Regions from separate parts of the Mus musculus genome. Here all the other regions are linked to region 5. The links are chromatin loops, found by intact Hi-C in ENCODE. Cell type or tissue: heart. All regions are shown on one strand.

Region 1 (4,000 bases), 200 kb after region 5:
CAGAAATCCGCCTTCCTCTGCCTCCCAAGTGCTGGGATTAAAGGCATGCGCCACCAATGCCCGGCTTAAGATTTATTTTTATAAATCATGTCTGTGTCTGTATCTGGAGGGCTCTCTGATAATTTATAGGAAGTTGTAAGCTGCCTGATATTGGGGCTGTGAACTGAATCTGGGTCCTCTACAAGAATAATATATGCTCTTAGACATTGAACCATTTCTCCAGCCCTGAAGAATGAGATCTTAAAGCCAAGGAGACTGTCTGTAGTACAAGGTCCGAAGTGTAGTACAAAAGCAGCCCCGGGTCAACAGTGTGCGAGACGTTATCACGCTGGCAAGAACCAGAGCAGCGGTGAACAGGGATGGAGCCAGACTGCTAGATTTACTAAGAAAATGGGAGGACTGGAGGCTGTCGAATGATGACATGACAAAGATCGACAAGTACATTACTGAAGTGCTCTGAAAAGCTTGGCATGTATAGAACGTAGATAATATAGAACATAAACACATTTTTGATATTTTTCAAATCTTTCCTGTTTTTTGTTTGAAATTTATGTAGTCCAATCCTGCAACAGCCTCCCAAGTGCTGTCATTTACAGTGTGACCACAACACTGGACTTCATTTATTTTATAAATGAAAATAAAAGTGCAGCTTTTTTTTATCTGTATCGTATCATAACAAATCACCTACTTATGGCTTGTAAGTATTTTGCAAACAGATTTGTTGTTTTGTGGTTTTCAAGACAGGGTCTCAATATATTCAGCTGGCTGTCCTGGAACTCTGTAGATCAAGCTGGCCTTGAACTCAAAAGATATCTGCCTACCTCTACCTCTCTAGCGCTGGGATTAAAAGCATGCACGACTAGGTCCAGCCTCCAACAGATTTTGAAAATTATTTTTCTATGTTATTATGGTAAGAGAACCACATAATCATAGTGGAATTTACATAGAATATTAACGACAGTCAATTTTTAACACATTGTTAAACTCAGAACGCTTGGAAGAGTCTTCCAAACCGTCCCCAAAACTGCGACCGAAATCATCTTTATAAAATAAAAGTGGCAAAAAAAAAAAAAAAAAAAAAAAAAAAGCGGTGTGACTTAAGTAAAAACCTGAACTTAGAATTTGGGTTCCTATCCGTTCTCTACTATTTAAAGACACCGGAAACACATTCTGCCCCAGGATGCCTTCAGCACATTCGCTTATTCTTCAGCAACCCTTTGGAAAAGAAAAAAAAAAAAAAAAAAAAAAAAAAAAAACCAAAAAAAAAAAAAAAACCCTGTAGGCATACGTGTGCCTCAGCTCCATAAAGAAGTCAGCGGACAACTAATTGGAATCGATTCTATTGCCACCAGAGAGGTCGCAAATTTCAGGTCGTCAGGACTGGGAGCAGGCGTCCCTACCGGATCCACCTCCCCATCCCTTTAATTCTAAGAGTCTAATTCTAATTTAATTCACCAACGCTTTAATTCTAAGAGTCACAGTCGAACTTTACACAGCACTCTCCGGCCAGTTCACCTAGTAACCCGGTCATCTGCAGACAAACTAGCGCCCAAGCGCGACCCGGAAGGAGAACCTGCCCTTCCGCCTCCTAGTCGCCAATCACCGCTTTACTCCCCTTTTCGCAGCCGGGGTGAGTCCCACCCTCAGGGAGCCGCCTCGGCTGTAGCAGGGGAGGAGGCGGCGCGTGCGCAGTGGTGCCGGTGGCCCTTCCGGTGCGCCGGACGCAGCTAGGCTGTACAGACGCGGGCACGCACACCAGCACGCACGCCCTCCTCTCGTGCGGCCGCGGTCGTTCCCGCGTCCACCAGCAGCGCTGTCGCTTCGGCAGAAATGCTGCGGGCCTGTCAGTTATCCGGCGTGACCGTCGCGGCCCAGGTGAGCGTGGGGTCTCTCCGAAGGGGCGCGTGGTCACGCTGACTGCGGACTGCCAACGGACAACGTGAGAGGCATCCATGATGCGCACCCCCCCCAGGCAGAGCCACCCCTAGTGCGGGGAACCGAGGCAGTCCTCTAGGGCGGCCGCTGGACTGGAATGACTCGAGGGTTATTGCTGAAGAAGCGGGCTGGGGTGTGGAGCGCGGGGAGGCGGGTGTGCCGCTGAGGCGTGGCTTCAGGGACCTGGTATCCAATCAGTACCTCCTTATCTCAGTCTCGGACCAATCCTGGCTGCTGGCGTCTGGGCCGCCGGTTGGGCACGTGATAGGTTTCCAATCGTGAAGGTCGGCGCGGGAGAACTACAGTTCCCAGCAGGGATTGCTTCTCAGGGCTTGTTGCATCTTTAATAAGCAGGTTCCTGGACTGGTGGAGAGCCTAGGGGTCAAAGTTGCTGTTAATCTGGGAGTGGGTTCCTTTTGTTTCCGTAGCCGAGAGCGCCTTTGAGCTAGTCTTATAGTAAAAGGTGAAAGATTTTTCATTTCTCGAGCTTAAACTTCTGGTGCTGAAGGAGGACAGAAGTCATGACCTTGTGCTTATTTCTGAGATTAGCTTGGGGATCAGTGTCTCTAAGCACTGGAACCATGTCTGACATTCAGGTATCTTAGGCGCCCTGTTTTGTCTCTCTTTAATTTTTCATAACTGTCAGTATAACTTTCTACAGTTGAAAATAAAAACCCCATTTCCATTACTCAGAAGTTTTAGAAAACTAACACTTGAAAGGTTATGAGGAACATGCTGCAACTTGAGCAGTAATTGGATAAAGTTTCGAGACAGGGTCATCCTGAGATGATTGAAGTTAAGCAGTTTTGTTCTTTATTTTTGCTTTACTGTTTGTCCTTCAGCCTCTTGCATAGGGAAGTGAGCCCCGTATTAGTTTTCTGTTGGTATTTATCCAACAGCACACATTAAGCAGCCTGTAACTACACCCTCATTGATTATCTTCCAGTTTTTGTAGTAGTCTGGACATTAGTGTTGTGGAGTCTCAGCTTAGAGTCATGCAAGGCTTTGTTGAGAAGTATTAGCTGTGCTTTGATTCTCATTTGTAGATAGTACTTTTTACTTCCTCCAAATTCATAATTAGCTAAATCCAGCCCCTTCAGGTGTTGCACTAAAGTCCATGTTCTCTCCTGTGTCTTGCAGGTGGCTGCTCTCAGCTTTTAGAACCTTCTAACAATTTCTTGCCACAAGGCACTTACAGGCCATTCCTAACACCAAACACGAAACACAACACATTTAGTATTACCATGTGCTTCTTTCTGTCTTTACTTCAACATCTCTTCTCTCATTGATTTATTTACTAGACTAGCCCTACCTGAGTAACTTCCCTAATTCAGATTTCTTTTTGGGGAGCTCAGTTAGAGACTAAAACATGAATGGTATTCTAGCTCTCAACAAACATTTTAAAGTTCCCTGAAGTCACTGTCAACAAATTCATAGGTTTATTGTCATTACCTCTTCATTCATTCTGTAGCATTTGATATTGCTGCTTATTTGTGTGTGTGTCTATCTGTCTGTCTGAGAGAGAGAGAGTGAGAGAGAGTGTGTGTGTGTGTGAATGAATGAATATGTGTACATGTACACACCTATGGAGGCCAGAAGAGGATACTGTATCCCCCAGTGCTAAGGTTAATCAGTGGTTGTAGACTCCCTGACACTGATACTGAACTCAGGTCCTCTGGAAGAACATTAAATATAAGTGAGCTTTTCCATTTATGGCCCTGTTCCTGTGTAATGACTTGGGAGGCTTATTATTCATGAATAAATGCCTAGGTCTTAAGCAGGGCTTGTCCCCTGACTAGTTAGTATCTTATATGTCTCATTTATACTATTCTATGTCTGCGGCCTGGCTGGTTACCTCTCCTCGGTTTCATACCCAGTCCAGGTTGTGAATCTTCTGTGATTATTTTCCTGAGTGTTCTCATTCTCTCTCTTTCTTTCTTTCTTTCTTTCTTTCTTTCTTTCTCTCTCTCTCTCTTTCTCCCACCTCCCTTCCTCCCCTTCTGTCTCTCCCTCTCTCCCCTTCTTCCTCCTCTCAATTTTGCATTTATGTTTTTACATTCAATTT
Region 2 (4,000 bases), 75 kb after region 5:
TGGCCTTAGGGTATCACTGTCTGGTAAGTTTTCCAAGCTTTTCTCTGTTTAATTTTATAATCTCTAGTAAAGTATGGTGAGGCCAGACAATTAAGACAGAACTTGGAAAGAATTCAGGTTTATTTTACTTGTTTTCATCCCTAGAGAGAGCACAAACCATGTAGGCCGCTCAGCTGAGCTTACCACAAGGCAGCAGGAAAGAGGGAGCCATAACAAGGGAGTACTAGGAAGGCAAGGCCAGGCAGGTTTATGATTTCCTAATCTGAGTAACTTCAGTGGGCACTGGAACACAGAAGCATCTCTGGCAGCCTCCCACATAGGTGTATTGTGGCCTGCGGTATGAGGGTTCTATAGAGGAAGTGGTTTGGAACATGAGATTCAATAGCTGCCCAAAAGCGAAATGACCAACCTCCAAATGCTTCAACATTACATTAACCCCCTCTATATCACAAGTAGTTTATGGGTTTTTTTTTGAGACAAAGAAGACATACAGACAAAGAGAAATGAAAGAAGACAACTCTCTCATAGCCCCTTAATTGTCAGAAAGTATTTTCTATCTGTATGTTCATACACTTAAGGGGGGTGAGGGAGAGAGACTGAGACAGACTTGGAATCATGTAGTCCAGGCTGGCCTTGAACTCCCAAGTAGCCATGAATGACTTTGAACTCGCCTTCCTGTCTCCTCCTCCTGAGGGTGAGTGTTACAGGGTCAATTACCACGCCTGGGATTTGGAATGAGGGGGTTGGGATGGCCTTAGGATACTAGCCTGGGCTCCTGTTTCTACCTCCCAAGAATTGGAGTCATAGGCACATGTCACCGTGCATATTCTATCATATTTGAAGGCACTGCCAAAGTCCAAAGTCACCTTGCCTCTGCAAGAAGCCTCATTGGGCAGAGCTCCTTTAGAAAAAGCTATAAACTAGGTCTCTACAGAATTTCTCACACTGGGCACTGAATTTTACACAACTGAATATCTGCAAAGAAGAGCAGGTCACTGGAACCTAAACTACTGGAGGGAGGGAGGGAGCAGCAGAGCCCAGGGATAAAAAGGACAAAGGCTTTCAAGTGCTATTGAAGTTGGTTCAGGTCCATCCTCAGGATGAGCAAAGCAAGTCACAAAGCCTGGCTGCAAAATTTAAAGGGACACCATAAAATTCCGTGATCAAGACAAATCCTATATGATGCAATATTTTAAAAATGCATTGACGTGTTGATACTGAACGCGGTTTCCATTTTGCCCAAGATGCCACATGGCTCTGTTAACACTGCTGGGTCATGATGTATGATGCCCTTCGGCTCTCATAGCCCTCCGAGCTGAGGCTGGAGGACGAATCAAAGACAGAAGTGAATGTATGGACAGGGAATGTCTGAGGTGTGGGTCTGTGAGACCGCTCCCCTAGTGCTTGCCGCCATGGCTGATGATGGCCCGAGCTATCACCGGGACAACTGCATTGAACTGACTCCTGCATGTTGACCTCTGACGTGTGTGTGTGTGTGTGTGTGTGTGTGTGTGTGTGTGTGTGAGAGAGAGAGAGAGAGAGAGAGAGAGAGAGAGAGAGAGAGAGAGAGAGAGCTGCAGTAGAAACAACTGAAGGGACACGCGGTGACTGGTGATGGGGTTGCAGTCAAAGAGATCGAGTTGGGACACTAGAGCTGTCAGTAGGCAGACACTTGCTGAGATGTTGACTTATGGGATGCTAGTTGAAGGCTTCAGGTTTCTCCTGAGGCTAGCGTATTATCTAAGTGAAGAATGACAGAACCTCGTCTAGACAGGTGTAGGCAGGATTTCAAAGTCCAGATTCAGACCTCAGTTTCCCCACTTCACCTAGTGAAGGTGAGGCAGCCCTCCCTGGGGGTTCGGAGGCCCAGTGCACTGAGCCACCGCACCACACGGTTTCACAAGGAGGGCGGAGGAGGACCCGCCCTGGCTGCAGCTCTGGGGCTGGGACGATCGGAGCAGGGGCGGGTCGCGCTGGTGCCCTCACCGCTAGCCGCCCAATCGCCGTGGGCCCGCGGAGCCCCTGGGGGCTGGGGCAGCGGGCGGAACGTGCCGCGGCTGCGCCAACGCGCGAGCGCGGGGCCGGACCGGGCGGGTGCGCTCAGTCTGGCGGCAGCGGCGGTGCACAGACAGACAGACGTGCCGGGAGCGCAGCACCGCCCGCAGCCCAGCAATCCGGGCCGCGCCAGCCCGCCCGCCCGCCATGGTGTCGTGGATCATCTCCAGGCTGGTGGTGTAAGTGGCCTCTTCTCCTGTGTCCCTTCTTCCCTTCCCTCCCGATCCCCATGTCCCCTTAGGGCCGCGCGCCCCTGCGAACCACCAGCCCCGGGTCGCTAGCTATTAATACCCGGCGGTCGCTAAATTTAGCAGGTACAGTAGCTGCCTGGGGACGCGGGCAGCGCGAGGCGGCGTAGGACGCGCGACGCTACAGACCCATGGGTAGCCGCGGGCGCAGGCGGCGCCTTGCAGGGAGACCGGGGCGTGGGTCCCCGCACGATGGTGGAGTTGCCGGGGCTGGGCAATGGGTCTCGCCTTCTCTCTGTTGCTTTGTTCCATTCCGGGTGGGGCGGATTTGCAGAGGCCCCGAGTGGGTGCTCCACGCGTTCTCTCTCCTTTGGAAGAAAATGCCTTGGGCTCGCCTGCCGCCGCGCTTTGTCGGGTGAAAATGACATACAGTCCAGACAAGCCAGGGGCGCTGCCTGAAGGGGTCATCGCGGAGATGAGTAGCCAGATGGAGGTGGGGCACTCAATGAAGTGGGAAAATACTCCTTTTTAGGTTTTTCAAATAGACAGAGGCAAAGGCAGGTGGCAAGTACATTAGTGTGCATCTTGGAGTAGATGTCTTCCTTCCTCTTGCCTGCTCTCCTTTGCAGGGGTTTGAGAGACAGGGGCAGGCATCTCTAGGAATGCACAGGGAAATTTCCGAGTGACAGACAGCACCCCTTCCCCCCACCCCCCAAGGGCGGTGGCAGTGATACCTCCCAGGCGGTGCAGGAGAGCAGAGTCATCTGGGGTGAGGCCTGTATGAAGTCCTTGGGGGATGTGTGATGGGGACTTTTGTTTTATTTCCAATATTGCCTCTCACCTTTCTTACCTGGATCTGGAAGATTGATTTAGCACCTGCTTAGGGGACCTGGGACTGAAATGGGTCTGGGGGTGGGGGGGCTTGGATGAGGAACACGTGCCCAGCATTTTCTTTGTCTAAGAAAGAGGGGCTATTAACTCCCTTTGACAGTGCAGGGCACACACATCTCTTTTCTCCTCTTCTGAACTGATTTGCAAAGCCATCCAGGAGAGCCGTCTTTAAAGTCCTGGCCATTGTCTCCCAGGCATCATTCTGCCCATTGCTCCCAAAGCCCATCAAGTTACTCCACAAGGGTCTCTCCAACAGCTGTTGTCAGCTGCTGGGGGTTTGTTTTGTACCTTCAGGTGGCATGTGAAATATTTCGATTTCTGTGGCATGGCTGGCATCAATAATAGGGAAGCCACCGGCATGCCTTGCCACGCCTCACGCCTGACTAAAGCTTGTCTTCTCTGCAGTGTCAGTTTCTTTCCTGGGGTCTTTGGATTTGCTAGTGACCCCTGGAGGACCTCAGGGCGGGGCCATGGAGCACTTGCTTGCCTGGTGGGCTTTCTCTGTAAGTCCTCAACCAGGATCATGCAACCATTCTGGTTTTCTTGTCATCTCCCACATAGGGGGTAACTGAAAGGGGGGACTAAGATGTGGGATGTGGGAGGGGCTGCAACAGTGTGTTGGTATCTTCTGAAGCAACCACACCTTGAAGAACTAAGACTTCGGATGACGTAAATGACCAAGAGAATTGCTCCCGGTCTACAACTACCCTCTGGCACCAGAGGTTGGTGGGATTTGAAGCACCTTTAAAAGATCAAGGATTCTTCCTACCCTGTTCCTAATTCACAACTAAACCCAACATGAATTATTAACACCAGTTTTAATCACATTTCTATTTCATATTAACAATGCCTGTTATATAGTATTA
Region 3 (4,000 bases), 170 kb after region 5:
ACTCAGAGGCATGGCTATCCCAAGAGTGAGGCAGATTATACAAACAAGGGACTAGGGACTTGGCTGAGTGGTAGAGCATCTGCCCGGCATGTGCAATGGCCTGGATTTGATTTCCATCATTCAGAAAAGTAAAGATAAGACAGTAAATACCGGGGCTTGAGAGATGGTTAAGAGAGTGGTTAAGAGCACTGACTGCTCTTCCAAAGATCCTGAGTTCAAATCCCAGCAACCACATGGTGGCTCACAACCATCCGTAATGAGATCTGATGCCCTCTTTTGGTGCGTCTGAAGACAGCTACAGATTACTTGGATACGATAATAAATAAATCTTAAAAAAAAAAAAAAAAGATAGTAAATACCAACAGCACACTTGGCAGACACACAGGACCATCCTAACAATTGGGGTGTTTTTAGGCAGGGTTCTGTGTCTCTCTTTCTGTCTCCCAGCCACCCACACTGGCCTCCTGTGCTCCCAGCCTCTGCCCAGATCAGGCCAGGCTTCTACTCCTGCCTAGATATCTGTAATGATCGCCACTCCTGGGAGTCACAGAACTACTTCTTTTCAAACTACGCTTCTTGTTCAAGGTTGCAGTGGGAAGCATGCACAAAGCCCTGTTAAGAGTTTCAGTGCCGAGATGGGCCCTGATTTTTGTTTCTTTCTTCGTTTTATTTTGCTTTTGTGTCTGAGACAGGGTCTCCACACTGGAGCCGAGACTAGCCTGGAACTCACTTTGTGGCCCAGGCTAACCCAAAGAAAATTTCTGCCTCCGTTTCCCAGAGTTAGGGGTACTGGCATGCATGCCCACCTATGAGGTGGTTATCATTGTGGTTAGTGTGTGGTTTAGATGCTCAGCCTCAGGACATTCTGGTGGGCAGACTGAGGAATTATATACCCAAGGATCCTGCGGTGTCTCTGGGTTATCATAACAACTGGCAGGGGAAAACTCTTCATTTAAGGGAACAGCACACACCTGTTCAGAGGTCTAAACTCAGCTAGGATGAACTCATCCTGAAGATGTAGGTTTTTGAGGGGTGGAGCTAGCCAGGATGCTTCTGCATTTTTACTTTGGCCTGAGAGCCTTGGGTCCTAACTAGGTCTGGACCTTATTCTTCTTTCCAGACAGGAGGAATCTGTGTCTAGAGGGATGTCCTGGTTAGTGAGAGCCATGCTCCAGTGTGGAGCAGAGCTGAACTGTCTAAAATGACAACAGGCTTCCATTGAGATCACTAGATGATCCGGACCAGCTGAGTGCCCAGGCCTTCCTCAGACACTCAGAGGACAAGGGATGAGCAGCCACAGCCCCACAACTCAGGATGTTTTCTGCTGAGACACTGTGGCCCACAAGAGAACCAGGGCATATGGCAGGAGCTGCAGGGTATAGATTCTAGGCATTATCTGGGGCTCAGGCAACTTTGGAAGACCAGAGTGTTCAAGAAAGGTGGCATTACTGCTCTCAAGTTCAACAAGCTGATTTAGGCAGGGAAGGACAAGAAAGCAACTATACTCGGAGTAAACAGTCTGCGAGAGGCACAAAGTGAAGAAAGAAAGAAAAAAAAATCAAGGCAAATTTATGATGTCAGGCTGACAAGGCTCACACAGCCTGAGCAGATGGCTCTCCACCCACGGCTCAGCCCTATAAGGCCGGCTGACAGCAGCTATGGGCTCATGCTGCCCTCTGCTGGCTGCTATGGAGCACTGGAAACTGGAAACACGAAACACTCTTAGTTGCAGCTTTTAGTTAATTCCACAAGGACTACTGTTACACAGCAACTAGCCCGTTCTGCGCCTGAATAGGATTTTAGAAGCAGTAGCAGGGTGTCCCAACAAGAGCTCAGGAGTCTGTATGTAGACGTCAGAGTGGTGGAATCGGATGAGTTGTGGACCCTCTAGCTCTATCTTCTGTAACTCTGGATGAAGACAACATACCAAGAATAGAACTATGTTCTGGATGAAGATAACAGACCAAGAATAGAACCATGTGTCCGTGGATTCGAGATAAACTGGGTATAGCAGAAAGTAATTTGCATTCTGCCTAAGCTAGGACATTCTGGCTCAATGACATGGCTGCATTCAATGGGCCAACTTAATTCTGGAGCTTTGCCTATAGCTCATTCAAGTTTCACTGAAGTAAGAATCTTGCTGTCGCATGGGGGTGGGGTGGGAGATACATTCAGATTTTGCATCTTTATGAGGGTCCTCTTCTATCTAGCACCAGGTATTTTGAAATGAAAAATCTGCATCCATTAGGTCTCTAGGCCTACATTTTACATACTGTCTCTTCCAGGATGCCTGGTGCTGCATAGACAAGGGTACTGCACTGTCAGCATCTCCTGTGTGTACGAGTTAGAAAGCATCACCCCTCGGAGGCACAGTTCTTGTCTTCAGAGAAGGCTATTTCTGTTGTCCACTCTTCCATTGTCCAGTCACAGATCTAAGAACAGGGCATGGCAAGTCTCAGAGTTAAGGAAGTGTCTTCTATCCTCCTGGGAGCTGTTCAATGGCTTCTGAGTCTGCAGTTGATTCTGTACACTCTGCTAAGGCTTCCACTTATACCTTCACTTTCCTGAGTCCCCCCTAAAGACAGTACGGCTTCTTCAGATAGGGGGCCCTGGCTGTCCTAACAGGTTTGTTGTGCTGTGTACCTAATCACCCTTCCTGCCATCCTTGCTCCCTTCCACACTGACCCCTTCTCGCTGTCCTTTGTCTCCTTTGTTAGATGGACATTAAGTGGTTGAGGGAGATGTGAATGAGGGTGGTGTGAAGTCATGGGAGCCCCACCAGGTCCGAAACCCACTGGCGTTTTCTGACGAGGAGGAGGAGGACCTGTTGGAGTTCATGTACAAGTATAAGGCACCGAGGAGGAGCGAGTTGCCCCTGGAGGTACATAGTGTCTGGGGGTGTGGGCTAGAACATGTGTTTGCACTAGAGATCTGGGGGTCCTGAGAATGACATTACTTGTGATACCCAACACTTTCTGAGTGCTTAGGGGAAAGAACGACTTCCCTCCAAACAGGTAGGACAAACCACCAGTTACCTGCCAAGATCTGTGTGTGTATGTGTGCGTGCGTGCGTGCGTGCGTGCGTGCGTGCGTGTGTGTGTGTGTGTGTGCAGCTACCCCATGGAGTCCATACCCCATGGAGTCCAGGACAGTAAGTGCCTCACCAGGTGAGTTATTCCTCCAGCTCCAGTTCTTTAGTTATCAGGAAACAATATACTTAGCACTGTGGCCAATTATGGATATAGACAGGGCTTTGGCAGCAGAAGGACCATGCCTGTGACTCGTGTTCTGTGACAAAGGTGGAGAGTTACTAGTCACAGGCTCAGGGAAAAGCCACTCAATTCCTTTCTGGTTCTTTATCTACTAAACCTGATGGCCTGCGGGTCCATTGTGAAAAAGTCATGATTCCGGTCACACACAAAATTAGAGACCCTGGTGAGAATCAGACAGGATGCTCAGAAACATTCCCCTTCATAAGCCTAGGCTCCTAGCATCCCTGTTCTCTCTGAGATGGAAGCTACAACCACCTCAGATGGAGGAGTTCCTCACATTCCTGGACAAGATGGATCATTTCATATTCTCTCATATATTCTTGCCCCCCCCAACCCTTCTCCAGTGTTGGGATCAAGCCAGGGCCACCCACATATGCTAGACAGACATTCTACCACTGGGCTATGTCTCCAACCGGTCAGTGTGGATTAGTTCTGGGTACTGGGTGAGTCCTATCTGACCTCAGGATCTGGGAAACCTCATGATGGGGAGAGTTCTCTCTCAATCTCTAAATATGCCAGAGCCCAAGAGAGTCTTGTTTTGTTTGTTTGTTGTTTTGTTGTTGTTATTGTTTTTGAGACAGGGTTTCATTTTATAGCCCAATCTGGCCTCCACCTTTCTCTGTAGTAGAGGCTGGCCATGAACACCTAATGCTCCTGCCTCTACTTCCCGAATACTGGGATCACAAGTGTGCATCATGACACCTAGCTGTGGTTTTAAAGCTTTGCAC
Region 4 (4,000 bases), 140 kb before region 5:
TGTTTAGACTTGACTAGCAATGCCACCATATAACAGTGCTATACTGTGAAATCAAGAATGCTGAAATTACAGAGCCAAGTCTGTCAGCAGGAACAGTTTAATACAGTCTCCACGTGGTCTGCTGCCCTGGAAAACCACCACACTGTTCTGTAAGTCTGAAGCTGTACATTCCTGCCCACCCTGCTCCTAGGCTTCTTCCTTCCTAGCTCCTCCACTAGCTGTACACCGAGATGCCTTTGTTAACTGCGTTATAAAGGGGTACTATCCTTTGTCTACATTTTATGATCCATTCTTTGTTTTCCATGGCTCATTTGCTCCCTGATTGAGGGTCACACTCTCTCCCTAAAAATTTCACCCCTGGTTTAGGGTTGTTCATGCTTTTCCTTGCTGGCTAACATTTCACCTGGAATTCCTACTTGTTTTCCTGATCAAGAAGACTCACACACACGCACACATGCACACACACGCGCGTACACACACACACACACACACACACACACACACAGAAACAGAGAGAGAGAGACAGAGTGGGGGAGAAAGACAGAGAGAGGGAGAAAGACAGAGAGAGAGAGAGAGAGAGAGAGAGAGAGAGAGAGAGAGAGAGAACATGACCCTGCTAGAGTTAAATAAACACGGAACCAGGTACCATACGCTTGCCTGTCAAACTCATTTTATATGAGTTCTTCTGGCTGGCTAAAACACACAGACCTTTGCACCTGGACCTAACCACACCTAACAACTTTTGTCCTGACAACTCAGACCTTCATTGTCTACTTTTTAACCCTCTAGGAGACTAGCCACAACTGGATCACATACTAAAATTCTTTTTGGCCATACCTCCTCCAACACACATGTGAAAATCGCATTCTAAAGCAAAGGTAGAAAAACATCTGTTTTCAGAGTTTCACCTCAAGCACCTCAAGCCAGCTGTGCCACCCCTCCCCCCCACCCCACCCCGAACAAAAAACTAAACAAAAGAAAAACCCAAAAGCATCCGCGGTTGACAGGGACTGGACTTAAAACACAGATTCTGATTTTTACAGATCTTGATGATTTGGGTGGGTGTGGTGGTGCACGGTTTTTTTTTTTTTTTTTTTTTTTTTTTTGGGTTTTCGAGACAGGGTTTCTCTGTGTAGCCCTGGCTGTCCTGGAACTCACTCTGTAGACCAAGCTGGCCTCGAACTCAGAAATCCGCCTGCCTCTGCCTCCCGAGTGCTGGGATTAAAGGCGTGCGCCACCACGCCCGGCGGTGCACGGTTTTAATCCCAGCACTTCCATGCCTGGCAGGCAATCTCTGAATTCTGAGGCCCGCTTGGTGTTCAGAGCGGTTCCAGGCGGGCCAGGACTATTTAATAAGGCAGTGTCTCAAAACAAAACAAAAACCACAAACAAAAACGAACATCTTTTAGCAGCCTTTATTTTTCACGCTCAGCACAAAGGTGCACAGTGTCGCAGGGTCCAATGTCCAATCCTGGGACTGAAATCAGTGACTAAACATCAGCGCATCAGAGGGCTGGGACCGCGAGAGCACAGTAACTCGGAAGGTTTACCCAGCCCAGCCTCCCGCAGCCCCTCTCTCCCCTTGCACCCCGCGGCTTCTAACCCCGCCCCTGCCGAGACCCCGCCCCGATGCCGACGTCAGTTGTTATGTCTTGACTGGGGCCGCGGCTACAGCGGGTCCAGTGCTCTGGGGGCGACGGCCGCGGCCTGCAGAGGCGGCAGGGACGGTGGCCGCGGTTGGCGCGGCGCGTCCGCACGGGGCTGGGCACCGCGCGGCTACGCAGCTGACAGGAAGCCGCCCGGGAGAGCCGCGTTGGGGCCTAGCGTTATTTGCTTTTTCCTCTTTTTTTCCTCCCTTCACGACTGTCGTCTCGCGCTCCTCCTCAGCGGGAGCCGCCGCGACGCCCCCTCGCGGGCCGCGGGGCCTGATAGGCGCCGCCCGCGGGAACCTGGAGCTGCCGCCAGGCCTGGGCGGCCGCCGGGGCCTGAAGCCTGGGCGTTCGGCGCGGCGCTGCGGCGGTCACTCCAACCCGCGCTGGGCGCGCCGGGCCCCGGGCCTGGCCCAGCCGAGTACCGCGCCCTCTGGACCACTCAGTCCGGCCCCAACCGCCCTCCGCTGGCCCGCAGTCCCTCGGAGCTGCCTCCCGGTCACCCCAGGTGGGCTCTTGCCCTCTTCCAGCCGTCCGCAGCTCGATGGGTGGGGTGCGTTTGAACGTCCCCCCTTCTCCCTTTCTCAGCTCCTGACCGCAAGGCCAGAGCCGGGGCTCTCAGTCGCACGCACGCCGCGATCCACCTGCCTCCCCGCGGGGATGGCCCGCCGGTGACCGCCGCGCGCCCTCGCTGCCCTCGCCCAGGCTGCGCTCTGTCGCCCCGCACTCGATCCCCTTCCCTTGTCCACGGCGTCCCGGCTCCTGGCGACGCCAAGAGGGCGAAGATGTGGCTGAAGCTGTTTTTCTTGCTCCTGTATTTCCTGGTCCTGTTCGTCCTGGCCAGGTTTTTTGAGGCCATTGTGTGGTACGAGACTGGCATCTTTGCTACTCAGCTGGTGGATCCGGTGGCATTGAGCTTCAAGAAGCTGAAGACCATTCTGGAGTGTCGAGGGCTGGGCTACTCCGGGCTGCCGGAGAAGAAAGATGTTCGGGAGCTGGTGGAGAAGTCAGGCAAGTGCTGGGCTCCTGGAGGTCGCCTCCACTGTCCTGGCTCTTACCCACTCCCCAGAATTAGGCGGTCCCCAGAATGGTTAAACAGACTGCTCCAGAGAGCTGCCCAGGTCATCTTTGTCTACGTTTTCTAAATAAATATGTAAATCTCGGTTTGGAAAAGACAACTGTTAGGTGTATTGGTGTGTTCCAAAGGCTCTTTGGAAATGACAGTTTGAAAGTGTAGCTTTAAAAAAAAATCATTAAATTGAATCATTTGTCCCAGAATTCAGGAACGTCAGTTGAAATTGATTATAGAGAAAGGAAAAATTACAAAACATAGTCTGTAAATAGCAGCATCTGCATCCACAATAAAAACAAGCTACCAGGAGGGTAAAACATCATTAAAATAATAACAAAAGGCACGTGGACCTAAAGATTTACGTGTAAATTATGCATTTAATTATAGGTAAGGTGTACACAGTGCAATATTGCTTTTTATACTTTAGTGAACATTTTGTGTGGCTGTTGGCCTTGTTTAGAGTAAATATTTTCTTGCAGATTATACATTTTATTTTTGAATCTTGACTTACCTTTCTTGTCATGTGTCACAGGCATCTCTGCGTCACTTAATGGGTTGAGGAAAAGACTTGAAATAGTGCTGAAAGAATATTTAATGTAGCCGTTGATTTGGGGTAGGATTGGGTGGGGAAATACAGTTAACTTTAAAGTGTCTCCTTGTTTAGATAGTTTTCCTGAAAGAGGAATGTAAATTAAGAAAGGCCTTCTGAGGTGATGTAGGAAGCATTGGAAACTTATGATTATCTTGTTTTGTCCTTTCAAGTATATCATCAGCGGGGCCTTTTAGAAGACCATTTTTTCCCCCTTGGGTAGTACTATCTAGACAAATAGTGTGATAGGCAAGATGACAACGTTTATCAGTCTGACACTTACATACTTATAGCATAAGGGTTACAGAACTCATCTCGCCAGTGAGATAGAAGGAAGGAGTCCTTTGCGTAAGGGATACATTTTTCAAGTGGTTATTATTATTGCTCTTGTTTGCACCAGGTTTATGCTGCCATTGGTTGTTGGGGCTGGGGGGTGGGGTGGGGTGGGGGGAGTGGGTTAGCAATCTCATACAGTTATTTGATCACACAGGCTTTCCCCTTGGAGCTTTATGTTAGATATTTTGCTGCCATTTGAGCCTAAAATTGTTGTCATATGGAATGTACAAAGAATCCACACATAGCCTAAAGACTATACAACCAAAGTATGATTCAGATCACACATTTTAACAGCATAAGAACAACAAAAAACAGTCTTGGTATGGCAATTTAACTGTGAAACCTAAATGTTTG
Region 5 (4,000 bases):
AAAAACACAGAAGATTCCGAGGCATGTCCATTACTCAGGGTAGAAATAGTCTGTCCTGACAAGCTTCCTGGAAGTTATTATCACTATGGAGCCTTTGTTAGGAATCTTTTTTCAGCTGATTTTTGCACAAGGAGTCTTTGTGGGCACAATGGCTTCCTCACTGGTTATTTCCCTACTATTTTTTCACACCAATATTTGTATCACAGAGTAGGATTCATTCCTTTCAAAAGATCTAAGTGAAAAAGGTTCCAGAATGTGTTAACTGGTCATGCAAGTTCCATTTCTCCCCTTCCTTTCAAACACCCTATACGGGACAGCTCCACCCAAGGCTTCCATATATGGCTGTAGCCACACCAACCCATCCTCATTAACAACCGGGGACCTACTCCTGCCTCACTAACCATACCTCAGCAAATACCCACCACCAGAACAAGCCAAACAAAACTAAATAGATAAACACAACTAAGCTCCTTCCCTTACATTCACACTTCACTTCCAAGTTGTAAAGTTTAAAAAGTTGAATGAAGAAATAAAGAGGAACACCATCATCTGAAATCATCTTTTTTGAAAGCACTTTCAAGCTAGCCTTCAATGATTCTAATTGTCATCCACTTCTTTAACCTATTACTAATAAACAATACGCCTCCCGTTGGGGGCATAATCAGACTGTCCCAGGGGACCCAGCGCCTGCATTAATGAAGCATGTCTGAACAATCCTAAACCCATTATTAATCTCAGGCCACTGGAGCTCTAGGTCAAACACACCTTGACACTACACCCCATTTCAAAGACTTTCACGGTCTAGAGTTCTGTACCTTCTGATCACCTGCCAACTTTCTAGTGGCCCATTTCAGAAAAGGGAGGGAGGGGCGCTCAACTGTCCCGTTACCAAGGTAACTGAAAACCGTCTGACTGCCCAGCCCCCAGAAGACGGTTTTGTTTGTTTGTTTAGGGATTTTGTATTTTGTTTTAGTCTTTTTGTTTTTTACCTTCAAGTCTTTCTTAGTAACGTCGGTGTGGGAAACAGCTCGAATGGTCCCCGACAGCCAGGGCCACTCGGCAACGCGCTCCAAGTCCCAGTTGTCCTGGCCGCCTTCGTTGCCTTCGGCTGCGGACAGACTGAGGAATCGCTTCCCCACCAATACTGGCCAACTTTCTCCGAGCGTGAGCACCATGGTTTCCACGCCAGCAGGAAGGGCTCCTCCCTGCAGAAGGCACAAAAACAAAATGCGATGGGGGGCGGCCGAGGTCGGAGGCGGCCCGAAGAGACGAAGCGCCGACAGGGACCGGTGGAGTGACACCCCCGCAGGTGGACTCCGCGCCCCAAGCTGCCACCCGCGCCTCCCCAACCCCCCAGCACTCCCCCCCGCAAACACCCCCCCGAGTGCCGCGTGACCCTCTCGCCCCAACAACTTTCGCTTTTTCCAAACCTTTCAAAGCTGGACACTGAGAGAGAGAAGGGAGGACTGAGCCGCGGCGCCAGTGCTTTTGCCTAAGTGTTCGTCCCCTCGCCCTGTTAAAGAAAAGGCTCCCTCTTAGTGCCTAGGGCCCGTCTCAGCGACCGATCCCCGCCCCGAGCGGCCTCGGAGCCGCCGTGGACTCGCTCGCGACTCGACACTTGCCGCGCCCCCGCCCCCCGCTTCCGGGCCGCCGACTCGGGCGCACCCCCGCCCGTCCTGAGCCTTGAACCGAGAAGACGCGGCGACCGCCCGCGCGGGTCCTTCACCCTTCTCCCTCTGTCTCCCGCAGCCGAGGCCCGCGGAGCGCTTACCCCGCCTCCCGCCTCCCTGAGTCACCCACGACGGCGGCAACAGAGCCCAGCCGCCCAGCCGACTCTAGCTCTGACTTGGTTCAAGAGCTCTCTCTCACAAGACACGCACAGCCTCCCGGACCCGCCCCCTCGGAGCCGCTGCCACCGATGATTGGTTGAGTCGCGGGGGATAGGCGGGGCAGCCTAGGAAATTCTACGTTCCTATTGGTTATGCTGAAGAGGGCGGGGTGAGGAAAAAAAACAATTCCTTGGCTGCCTCCTCCCTTCCCCCCGCTCTCAGCAACGACTCGAAGCCGATCCCCCATTAAAGCGCGCAGAACGCGGTCGGTAGATCCCTCCGCCGCAGCTCCATTCTTCCATTTGTTGCCTCGCGCTATGCAAAAAAGTCCCGCCGAATCGGTTATCGACTTTGAGGCCAGAAAGAAAATCGCACAGGCTCACAGATAAGACTGAATGGGGAGACCCAGGATCATGAGCGCCTATTGGATTGCACTTGAAGCGCGTAGGCTGTCGAGCGAAGACCGACCTTCCACCAGGCGGAAGAATCTCACGGGAAAGGGGCGGGGGCGGTGCACAGCCTGCGGGGGAGGGACAGCACTGGGACGTGCGGTTTCAGGCGTACGCAGTTAGAGGGGGAGGAGCGACTAGGCTCTGGGGGCTCCTGCGCACGCGCCAGAAGGGGCGGACTCTTGGAGCTTGGGCTGATGGGTGAAATGGCCGCTGGAGGCGCAGGCGCACGTGGTACTGATCATGACTGTCTAGGTCCGCCATTTTGAAGGATAAATGAAGAAAGGCATTGAGTTGCTGGAAAACGATGTTCATTAAATCTAGAGGCAAACCATCTATTCAAAACTATGTGGGATGTAGGTTTTTTAAAAAGAAAATGTAAAGTGGATATAAGATTTTTGAAACAACAAAGAAATTGAGAAAGTAGATGGAGTTGATGATAAAAGTGATAATGAAAGAGGTGACTTTGAAAGACAAAGGAGAGAAAAGATGGTTTTATGGTTTGGACCAGAGGATTCTTGGTTGAATCAAAAAATGAAATGAATAACTGAAGACTTCTTTATGAAGCCTGGTGCTTAATCTAACATCACACTTAATCTTTATTATAAAATGAATGGAAATTTAGTTTTAATAGTGTGAAAATGAGAATTCAGAAAAAATTCAAAATGTATAAGGGAATGCTATACAATGCAAATTAGTACCAGATGTTTATTTTGAAAAATATTTGGTTTGAATGTATGACAACAGAATGTTAAAGATTAAATAATGCTGAAGTTGAATTAAACTGAATTGGATTTATTATATTCAAACCATTAAGAGGTGGGAAATGGAATGAAGGAACCTATCCACTTCATCAAAAGGCAGAAATGGAAACAAGAAAAACAAAAGGAAGAAGAAGAAATTATGGTTAAAAATAAAATGACAGGAATAAGTCCATTTATATTTACAATAAATATAAATGGGTTAATTTTATAAATAAACATGGAGAGGTACTTAGTATTTAAAAAAATTTTTTTGGCATAAGAAAAGTACAGCATAAGAAACTTGAAACTATTAGGGTAAAATTTTTATAAGACTAATCAAAGGAAAGCTACATTGGCATCTTGTACAGTTATACATTATTTAATACGAGGGATATATTCTGATAAAAGGTTGTTAGATGATTTCATTACATTGATAACATAGTGTCCTTACAGAAATTACCAAGTCACTGAGAAAAACTTATGGGATCACCACTGTATATATCACATGTCACTTGCCATAATGTTGTTATATGGTATATGACTAAGAGTAAAAGCATAAAAAGAAGAAATATATTAATAAAGGATTGGGTCTATAAAATACATTATTGAACTATTCAAACTGAAGATATGAACTAAGTTAATAGTACTAAACAAGAAAGTTTTGACAGCTTATAATCACAGTAAATGCTATAAATCCATTTATCTCAGAAATAAGCAGTTTAAATTTTTAAAATGAGAGAATGTGGAGGACTTAGATCACATAACACATAATTTGGAAAATAACAGGCATAAATTCTACTAAAACAAAAGACATTTTTGTTTTAGGCATAAATTCTACTAAAACACACACATGACTTTTCTGTTTTATTCATGATTCCAGAACCAAGAAAAGTTGGAGAGATATCCAGTGTACTTTATGAACTTACAAAGTCCTATTACTAAATCTGAACAACAACAACAAAAAAACAACAAAAAATAC
Region 6 (4,000 bases), 190 kb after region 5:
ACTGAGCCAAATGATAATGATGGTATTTGTAATTGCTTCACTGAACACATCTAAGAGTTGTAATATTTGGGTTTTTTTTTTTTAATGTATAAAAACCCCTGCCTGAGACCTGCAAAATGCACTCAGATTCAAACTGCCTCTGTGTTTGTTTCTGTTTGTCCCCGCAAAATCCTTACCCACTTAGCTTTCCGGGACCCTCATTCCAGGGACCGCCATACCCGACTGGGGTGGTCTGTGGCAGAAACCCAGGCTCTAAAAGAAGGATTACTCCTGAGAGCAATCTCAGACATGTGCCTGCATGCACACACATGTGTATATGCCCACATATACAAACATTGCCACAAATACAAATATACTAAATTGTATTTCAATGAAGTTAGCTTTAAGAAAAACAAAAAACAAACAAACAAACAAAAAAAAAAAAAAAGGAAAGGCCAAGCCTGGCATGTTGGTAATATGCTAGTAAGTTCCGTGTGCAAGAGGCTAAAGCAGACCAGAGTTCACATCTAGCATGGGCTACAGGAAATGCTATCTCAAAAAGACAGACACCAGCAACAATTTGATCTGGGTGTAGGGTCCTATGCCTGCAACCTCAGCACTCCAGAGACAAGGGCAAGAGAATCCCAAGTACCAGACCGACATGACTATTAATACAGCATGTTCCTGGTTAACCTGGGCTGCATAGTGAGACCTTTCCTCAAAGCAACAACAAAAGCTCTACCAAGTTGCATCTACCTAATCTGATGCAAGACTTAGACCACTCCACTGTCTTCTCTACTGATCTCACCAAACAAATGGGGCAGTGTGGTGAGTAAGGGACAGGTTTGAGCCAGACTAGTATTCATTTCAGCTCCTACTAACGAGTGGTGTGAACAGGAACAACTTCCTTAACCTCTCTATGCTCATTTCCTCAACTTTAAATTAGCTAATTATGGAGAGGATTACATGAGATAATATACTAAAATGATTAAGAGGCCTAAGCTTGAAGAAAACATCGAAACAATGCTAACACCAGATAAAGATGTGCTGAAGAAAAGCAGGTTTGGGAGTCCAAGCACCTAAAATCTCAGCATGTGGAAGCTAAGGAGGACTGAGAGTTTAAGACCAGACTGGGCTCCATAATGAGGCCTTGTCTCATTAAAAAAAAAAAAAAAAAGAATTTAAAGGTTGTGATGGTGGTGGTAGTGGTGGTAGAGGAGGAGGAAGAAGAGTAGGAAGAGGGTTAGAGAGATGGCTTAGCAGTTAAAAGCACCAACTGCTCTTCCAAAGGTCCTGAATTCAATTCCCAGCAACTACATAGTGGCTCACAACCACCTGTAATGGGATCTTCAGGTGTGTCTGAAGAGAGCGACAGTGTACTTACATAAATAAAATTTTTAAATCTTAAAAAAGAAAAGAAGATACAGCAGTCAGAAATCAAAAGGGTTCACACACACACACACTGGAGTAAATAAAAACCAGACATTACACTAGACATATTGTATATAAATTAATGTAAAGTTCAAAACTAGACAAAATATGCTTTTGAGAGATGAAGGTATAGTTGCTCAAGTGGCTATGGGAATAATGACCGGGGCAATGCACGGGGTGGAAAGGGGCTTGGCTTGAACTGGTGTTAGTTACACGTATGTCCCCTAATATAAACTTTTTATATACACATTTCATAACTCACAAAAGTTCCATTTTTAAGCTCTAATACCTGGAAATTTTATATGGTTACTTTTTTCCCTCTTGGTCCTCTGCCTATTTTTCCACAAATGTTATCTCTACAGTATAAGTTGTGTGCAAGTCGCTTACTGATCACCCCTATCATACTTGAGTACTTTTAATTTCCTATCTGGTTCTGCCTTCACTCCTAAAGCCCGCCCCGCTACCATCAGAGGGGTGTACTTCAAAACGAATTTGACCAGGCTCCTGGTAATTACACACGGTTCTCAAGGAGACCAGATACTCGATGCTTTACACACTTGTTTAACCCACAGGTAGGAGGAAGCCCCATTTTACCGCTAGAGAACCAAAATACTCAGAGAAATTATATGACTCTCAAGGTCAAAGTTGAGAGAGGTGGTTGAACCTCTAAATCAGATTTTTTAAAAAAGCGGACTTTTGGGTGTCACCCTCACCTCCTCTACCTCAGTCTCGGGTGTGCTTCCTAGGGCAGGGTGGATCCAGTGAACGCGGGTCATGGGCACTACACTGTGCAAGGTATCGCGCAGCAAACCTCCGACCTCAAGTCATCTTGTTTTTCTTTCCTCGTTAACATCCAAACTAAATTCCCACTCCCTCCCGCGCCGACCCTCTTCTCAGTGAAGCTGTCAATAGAACACTGACCTGAGGCAGCTCTCACGGCGCCCGTGAAGATGGAAGCCGCCATCTTGCAGCCTGCCTACGGTGGCCGCAGTGGACTCAAAGTTACAAAGCAAAAGGATAAGAAACGTGGAGGAGGCGGAACTAAAGGGAACAGGCGTGGCCAAGGTTGAGCTCTTTGAACCTTGCCTTTCTGCCCTAAACCACCGTCTTCTTAATTACTTATTTTGCCTTTATGTTTGGGTTCGCGCACGACCCTGCGTGCTTATGGGGGTTAGAGAAAAACTTGCAGGAGTTGGTACTGTCTAAACTTTTGTTTGTTTGCTTTTGTTTTGTTTGAGACAGGTTTTGGGGGTTTTGTTTGTTTGTTTGTTGTTGTGTGTTTTGTTTTGTTTTGTTTTGTTTTAGATTTATGTATGTAGCCCTGGTTGACCTGGAACTAGCTCTATAGACCTAAGCTGGCCTCGAACTCACAGAGACCCGCTGCTGGGATTAAAAGTGAGAGCTACACTCCTCCCCTATACCCCAACTCAACTTCCCCATTTTTGAGACAAGGTCTTCCAAGATCCCGAAGGTGACTTGGGACTCCTGTACTCCAAGTGACCTTACTGCCAGTATAGATATGATAACAAGGATTACAGGCTCTGCTGCTGAGCCAGCATGGATTGTGTAAAGACACTTAAAACGAAAATAAAAAAGCAAAAATTAAGGTGAAAAGGGAAGAGAAAAGTCCAAAATAACAAGAAAAACAAACACCCCACAAATCTCATTTAGAGAGTGGCGGTTCAATTTTTGGCTTCAGGACTCTTACACTCTATTGAGGAACTAGTAGTGGTGGCTACACCTAGGGTAACAGCTCCATAGCAGGTTGAGGCTTGAAGACCTCAGAAAATTATTGAAAATTCAAAGAGCTTTAACTTATATGGTTATATCTACTGGTATTTGTTATACTAAAACTTAAAATTGGGAAAAATAGGGGGCTGGAGAGATGGCTCAACTTTTAAGAGCACTGACTGCTCTTCCGAAGGTCCTGAGTTCAAATCCCAGCAACCACATGGTTGCTTACAATCATCTGTAATGAAATCTGATGCCCTCTTCTGGGGCTGTCTGAAGACAATTACAGTGTACTTATATATAATAATAAATAAATCTTGAAAAAAAAAAACTCAGTTGTCTTTTTCCTACTGCTGCTACAAAAACTATGACAAACTCAGTGACTTAAATGCCATAAATTCACTATCAGAGTTTTGTAGGCCAGAAATCTAAGATAAATTCCAAGGACTAAAAATCAAGTTATACTAAGGCTGTGATTCTTCTGGAAGCTCTAGAAGAGAAGTCCTTTCTCTTGCTTTTTTCCAGTTTCTAGAAAATGTCTGAAATCCTTGGCTCATGAACACTTTTGTATTTATTTATTTATTTATTTATTTATTGTTTTGCTGCATAAACATCCACAGGCTAGAAGAAGGCATCATATCCCCTTCTGGTTGTGAGTCACCATGTGTCATTGTAAGTCCTCATGTGGTTTCTGGAAATTGAACTCAGGACCTCTGGAAGAGCAGCAAGTGCTCTTAACCGCTGAGCCATCTCTCCAGCCCCTAGTTTTGTATTTTGCAAAGACAGTGTCTTATTCCTCCCATCCTCCTTCAATCTTATAATCATACTTGACCTACCCAGATAATAAAAAGTGGTATTC
Region 7 (4,000 bases), 360 kb before region 5:
TTTTAAGATTGAATTCTGACATAGCTAAAGCCTTCGCCAGTGTTCCAACAGTCCTAGAACGTCCTTGAGCAAGACCATGGGCTTGAAATTCAGTAAGAATGTTGCTATTCAGTGACATTCAGAATTGCCTCTGGTATTACACTATCACTTTGAATAAAAGCTAAGGCACTGCCCTACACAGGAATTTACCATCACCTAGGAAGAAGGAAGTTTCAGACCTAAGGAGAAACCAGAATAGATACTTAGAACTATAGCTGAGTTACACCCATACACACGTATTTACAATGGCCTAGGGGGAAGGTGGACTATACAATAGACTAAAATAGGAACTATGGCAAGGGCACGAAGCCCTTGACCCTGGCTTCTAAGATTAAGTGAATCTTAGGTGGAGCCCTTTTTGAACCCTGTTGTTAACAATGAATTCTATCCCAGGTGGTTCCCTTAGACCTTCTGTGTTTGCATTCCTCTGTTTTATGTAAGAATCCAGTAACCTCTTTGTACCTTGCGAGTGTGTCACCCAACTTCCTTATTTTCTTCTGTATAAAAAGTTTGATGCTCGATTTGACATTACATTCAGATTCTACACAACCTCTCCTGTGTGCATCGGTCTGTCATTCCATCTGATGCTTTGCCCACCCACGACTAGAGAGCTGTTCCATGCAGACAAAGGGGCCCAGAGGGTCTGCGGCAGTATGGAAGGCTCATTTCCATATGTTTGGGTAGAATAACTACAGAAGGAGGCAGAGGTGGTCAGATCTTTGCACTTCCAAACCTATTCACTATGACAGTGAAAGCTAAAACCGGGGTTGACAAATCTGGGTACACAAATCTCTAAAGGGGAACTGAAGTCTCTAACGTGACTTTATAATGCAGTAAGCATTTCTTCTTGGAGTGCTGAACAAAAGGGATATAATTGTTTCTTTAATCAACAAGAAGACACATTCATTAAAAAGACCCCAGAATATATTAAAGTGTTTTAAAATCTTCTCTATGATAACATAACAGTTCTAGGGGCTGGAGAGATGGTTCAGGCTGTGAGTGCTATACTGCTCTTGCAGAGGGCCCCAGTTAGGTTCTCAGTGTCTATGCTACAAGGTCACAACCAACTCTAGCTCTAGTTCTTGGTGGACACTTCACCTCTGGCTTCTGACAGCTCCTGGACTCATGTATACGTGTCTATACAGAGACATACTTACAAATGTAATATCAAATTAATAAAAATAAATATTAAGGAACAGGGTTTAATGTCACTCAGGTGCTACCTTCTTGTCACTCTGGGAATTGGAGATGAGCAGAGTCTTTATTGTTTAAGGTTGTCCTTTGCTCCCTAGGACACACAGCAGCATCGCCGAGAGTGTGAGTACTGGCACTAGCTGTTGGGCTGGTGATTGGAAGGGACCAGCTGGGACTATATTCTCAAAGGTAGTGAAAAAATAGGGCTTTTTTGGAGATAATGGTAGATCATCACAAAGCCTAGGTATGCTTCAGATTCCTGCAGCTGCTGCGGCTCCTGCTGCTGATGCGGCTCCTCCTTTAAAAACTGTCATTGTCCTGCATTAACCTCCCAAATTGCTGGGATTGCCAGTATACTCCCACTCCTGTGTAAACAGCCTCCTAATGGAAGAAGGAGTTCGTCTTGCTGACCTGAACTTCTGGTAGAATGTGTTTCCAGATGCTTGTTGTAGCACTTAGAACTTTAGCTGTACCCACTGTGCATATACATTGTTGTTCCAACTGATCACCTCAGAGGCCTGGGGAGGGTGATTAATTGTGTTTCCTCAGTTATATATGTCACAGTTTAGGGAATATGTATGGATAGGTATAAAAGTCCAAAAGTAAAGGGGAAATGTTACCAGTACAGTTTGCAATAAGTTTTTGCTGTGCCTGGCCGAATAGAAGGATGCTACCACACCCTGCAAAACCTCCAAAGTTCTCTCTGTCAAAGACCCACTGGCTGAGCTACACACACACACTCAGAAAGATCACCATCTATTGGCAAATCCAGGGAGCTGCAAGTGCTTCACCTCCTATACGTTAGTAAAAGGCACAACCCTTCAACTTCCTTTCTACTTGGTGCTAAAGTTCATTTAGGGCATAAGATTTCCAGGGCCCTTTACAGCTGTGAAGTAAAAATAGTTTTTACTGTCTTTAATGGTTTGGTGGAGGGGTGGGGGGAGGCAAATGAATTTTGTAGCAAAATACCTAGACAAAATTCAAATTTCTGTTACTCTAAATATAACTATCAGAAAGCAAGCACACTCACTTGCTCACGTCTTTCCTACAGATGTATTTGTAGCATGGTGGCTATGTCCCTTAGAAAACTTGGAACCAGCGGGGCCAAAAGTGCTTACTGATGACCTTTTACAGAAAATGCTTGCCAGCCCCTGCTGAGTCTAATAATAGGATGGTCAGAGTGCTTGGCAATATTAAACAGGCCAGGAAGAGCTCGTACACTCCTAGGCTCATCCATTTGTGCCATAAGCAATGTGAGAGACCAACGAGAACGTTTAGAGACTGAATTAAGGGGGTGCTAAATAAACAAGGGGAATGGCATTGAAAATAAAGGTGAAGGGCTACCCAGATGGCTCAAAGGTTAAGAGCTCTGTACTGCTTTTGCAAAGGACCTGAGTCAGGTTCCCAAAACCCACATCAGACCACTTATAACCAGACATGTCTCCAGGGGATCTGATGCATCTGACCTCCTAGGACACACACACATGGGCACATACCGTCTCCACACAGAAACACACTACACGCAGGGCGTGGTGGCTGGCACACACCTTTAATCCCAGCACTTGGGAGGCAGAGGCAGGCGGATTTCTGAGTTCGAGGCCAGCCTGATCTACAAAATGAGTTCCAGGACAGCCAGGGCTACAGAGAAACCCTGTCTCGAAAAGCCAAAAAAAGAAACACACTACACACACACACACACACACACACACGATTATGAGCAGATCTTTAGGAACACCACGTTTCTATTTCTTTGTAAGTTTTTATGTAATACAGAATATTTTAAAAATAAAATTAATAAATATTTTTAAAGGGTAGAGGGAAGAGAGAAAGTCACTCACATAATAGCCCATTATATGTTGTCTAATTACAGCACAGACCAAAACCTCAGGTTCTCTCTTGTCCCTGTGTTATTAATAAGCGTGGAATCATTAATGGACTGCTTGTCTCTGTGTGAAGCCTTTTACGGACGGAGTTTATTAGGCAGTCGGGGAGTGGCAATGCTTGGCAACGGAAGCAAGTGCAGCCTGTTGACTTACACAGTAGTGTAGTATTAACCGGAAGCAGGGCCTTTAACATGGTCCAGTGGGTGAAGGGGCTTCTAATTCCAGCACTTGGGAGTCTGAGGTAGAAGGATCCTGTATTCCAGGCCAGCCTGGGAGTAAAGCAGTCTTCGGCTTTAAAAACCAAAGACCCTAGTGGAGCTTCCTGGCTCACTCGTTAAATTTCAGCCCTTGCGAGACTGAGAGATGATAGAAAGGGATTGGTGAAGGCGAGTGGAAATGAAGGGTAGACAGACATCTCCTGAAACAGAACTGATCTTTAATCAGAACTGAAGGGCTGCAGTCTCTCAGGGAAGTGAGACTATGCCCAAGTGGCACGTGTTGGGGAGTAAGGGGTTGGGTTTTGTAGGACTGAAAGGGGGGGGGGGAGGCGGAGGGAGGGAGCTTTGGGGTTGGAAGATTCCATTTGCAGGTCAGTTCCCCTGCAGTCAGGAAGTGGGAGAGGCTAGCGGGTCTGGTATGTGGATCTCCTTATCAGAAGCTTCAGCAGTCAACAGTCAACTCTGGGCTTCTCAGTCCATCTGAGGTTTTTAAGTGATTACTTCAATCCATGCTTGGGACCAGCCTGAGCTAAAGTAAGACCCTATTACACATGGGTCGGTGTGCTGCCAAGCCCCAGAAGCTGAGTTCGACTTCTGGGGTGCATAAGGTAAAAGGAGCCCCACCCTCACTCCGCTCCACACAAAATAATGACCATGTAAAGAAAA

What was found. Hi-C counts contacts between places; a loop is a spot of excess contacts. Peaks named below come from ENCODE experiments on the same cell type or tissue, not always from the same donor. Only the 100,000 strongest peaks of a DNase experiment are listed, where the experiment ranks them.
Region 1: a loop joins it to region 5, with 2.6 times the contacts of the local background. A loop is called at or near these places in 3 of 42 quality-filtered maps.
Region 2: a loop joins it to region 5, with 4 times the contacts of the local background. A loop is called at or near these places in 10 of 42 quality-filtered maps.
Region 3: it touches region 5 in a loop (3-fold over the local background); 19 of 42 quality-filtered maps call a loop at or near these places.
Region 4: it touches region 5 in a loop (6-fold over the local background); 4 of 42 quality-filtered maps call a loop at or near these places.
Region 6: it touches region 5 in a loop (2.5-fold over the local background); 4 of 42 quality-filtered maps call a loop at or near these places.
Region 7: it touches region 5 in a loop (9-fold over the local background); 7 of 42 quality-filtered maps call a loop at or near these places.

The regions. Positions count from the first base shown.
Region 1 is chr6:71,829,641-71,833,640 of GRCm38, forward strand. Immt (inner membrane protein, mitochondrial) reads left to right here and starts at 1,680. Exons shown (of 15, transcript NM_001253681.1): 1 at 1,680-1,875. The coding sequence starts at 1,831. In heart, a CTCF peak has its summit at 1,677; DNase peaks (open chromatin) are centred at 1,641 and 2,151; H3K4me3 peaks cover 2,570 bases; H3K27ac peaks cover 2,272 bases.
Region 2 is chr6:71,705,768-71,709,767 of GRCm38, forward strand. Reep1 (receptor accessory protein 1) reads left to right here and starts at 1,914. Exons shown (of 7, transcript NM_178608.4): 1 at 1,914-2,234. The coding sequence starts at 2,203. In heart, no CTCF peak of the experiment used is centred here; DNase peaks (open chromatin) are centred at 2,024 and 2,394; H3K4me3 peaks cover 2,257 bases; H3K27ac peaks cover 1,580 bases; H3K27me3 peaks cover 853 bases.
Region 3 is chr6:71,802,614-71,806,613 of GRCm38, forward strand. All of the region lies in intron 6 of Reep1 (receptor accessory protein 1), which reads left to right. Among named protein-coding and RNA genes, the nearest start is that of Mrpl35, 19 kb to the right of the region's middle. In heart, a CTCF peak has its summit at 1,684 (motif pointing left); no DNase peak of the experiment used is centred here; H3K4me3 peaks cover 436 bases; H3K27ac peaks cover 1,803 bases.
Region 4 is chr6:71,492,229-71,496,228 of GRCm38, forward strand. It overlaps Rnf103 (ring finger protein 103), which reads left to right and starts at 1,649. Exons shown (of 4, transcript NM_009543.3): 1 at 1,649-2,660. The coding sequence starts at 2,435. In heart, a CTCF peak has its summit at 1,888; DNase peaks (open chromatin) are centred at 1,623 and 2,183; H3K4me3 peaks cover 3,195 bases; H3K27ac peaks cover 1,784 bases.
Region 5 is chr6:71,631,067-71,635,066 of GRCm38, forward strand. It overlaps Kdm3a (lysine (K)-specific demethylase 3A), which reads right to left and starts at 1,851. Exons shown (of 27, transcript NM_001038695.3): 1 at 1,772-1,851; 2 at 1,431-1,513; 3 at 990-1,205. The coding sequence starts at 1,175. In heart, a CTCF peak has its summit at 2,484; DNase peaks (open chromatin) are centred at 1,345, 1,965 and 2,435; H3K4me3 peaks cover 2,640 bases; H3K27ac peaks cover 2,564 bases.
Region 6 is chr6:71,821,385-71,825,384 of GRCm38, forward strand. It overlaps Mrpl35 (mitochondrial ribosomal protein L35), which reads right to left and starts at 2,400. Exons shown (of 4, transcript NM_025430.3): 1 at 2,332-2,400. The coding sequence starts at 2,374. In heart, no CTCF peak of the experiment used is centred here; a DNase peak (open chromatin) is centred at 2,397; H3K4me3 peaks cover 1,401 bases; H3K27ac peaks cover 1,313 bases.
Region 7 is chr6:71,267,132-71,271,131 of GRCm38, forward strand. No RefSeq gene overlaps it. Among named protein-coding and RNA genes, the nearest start is that of Mir8112, 2.5 kb to the right of the region's middle. In heart, a CTCF peak has its summit at 2,000; DNase peaks (open chromatin) are centred at 2,410, 3,250 and 3,790; H3K4me3 peaks cover 886 bases; H3K27ac peaks cover 2,523 bases.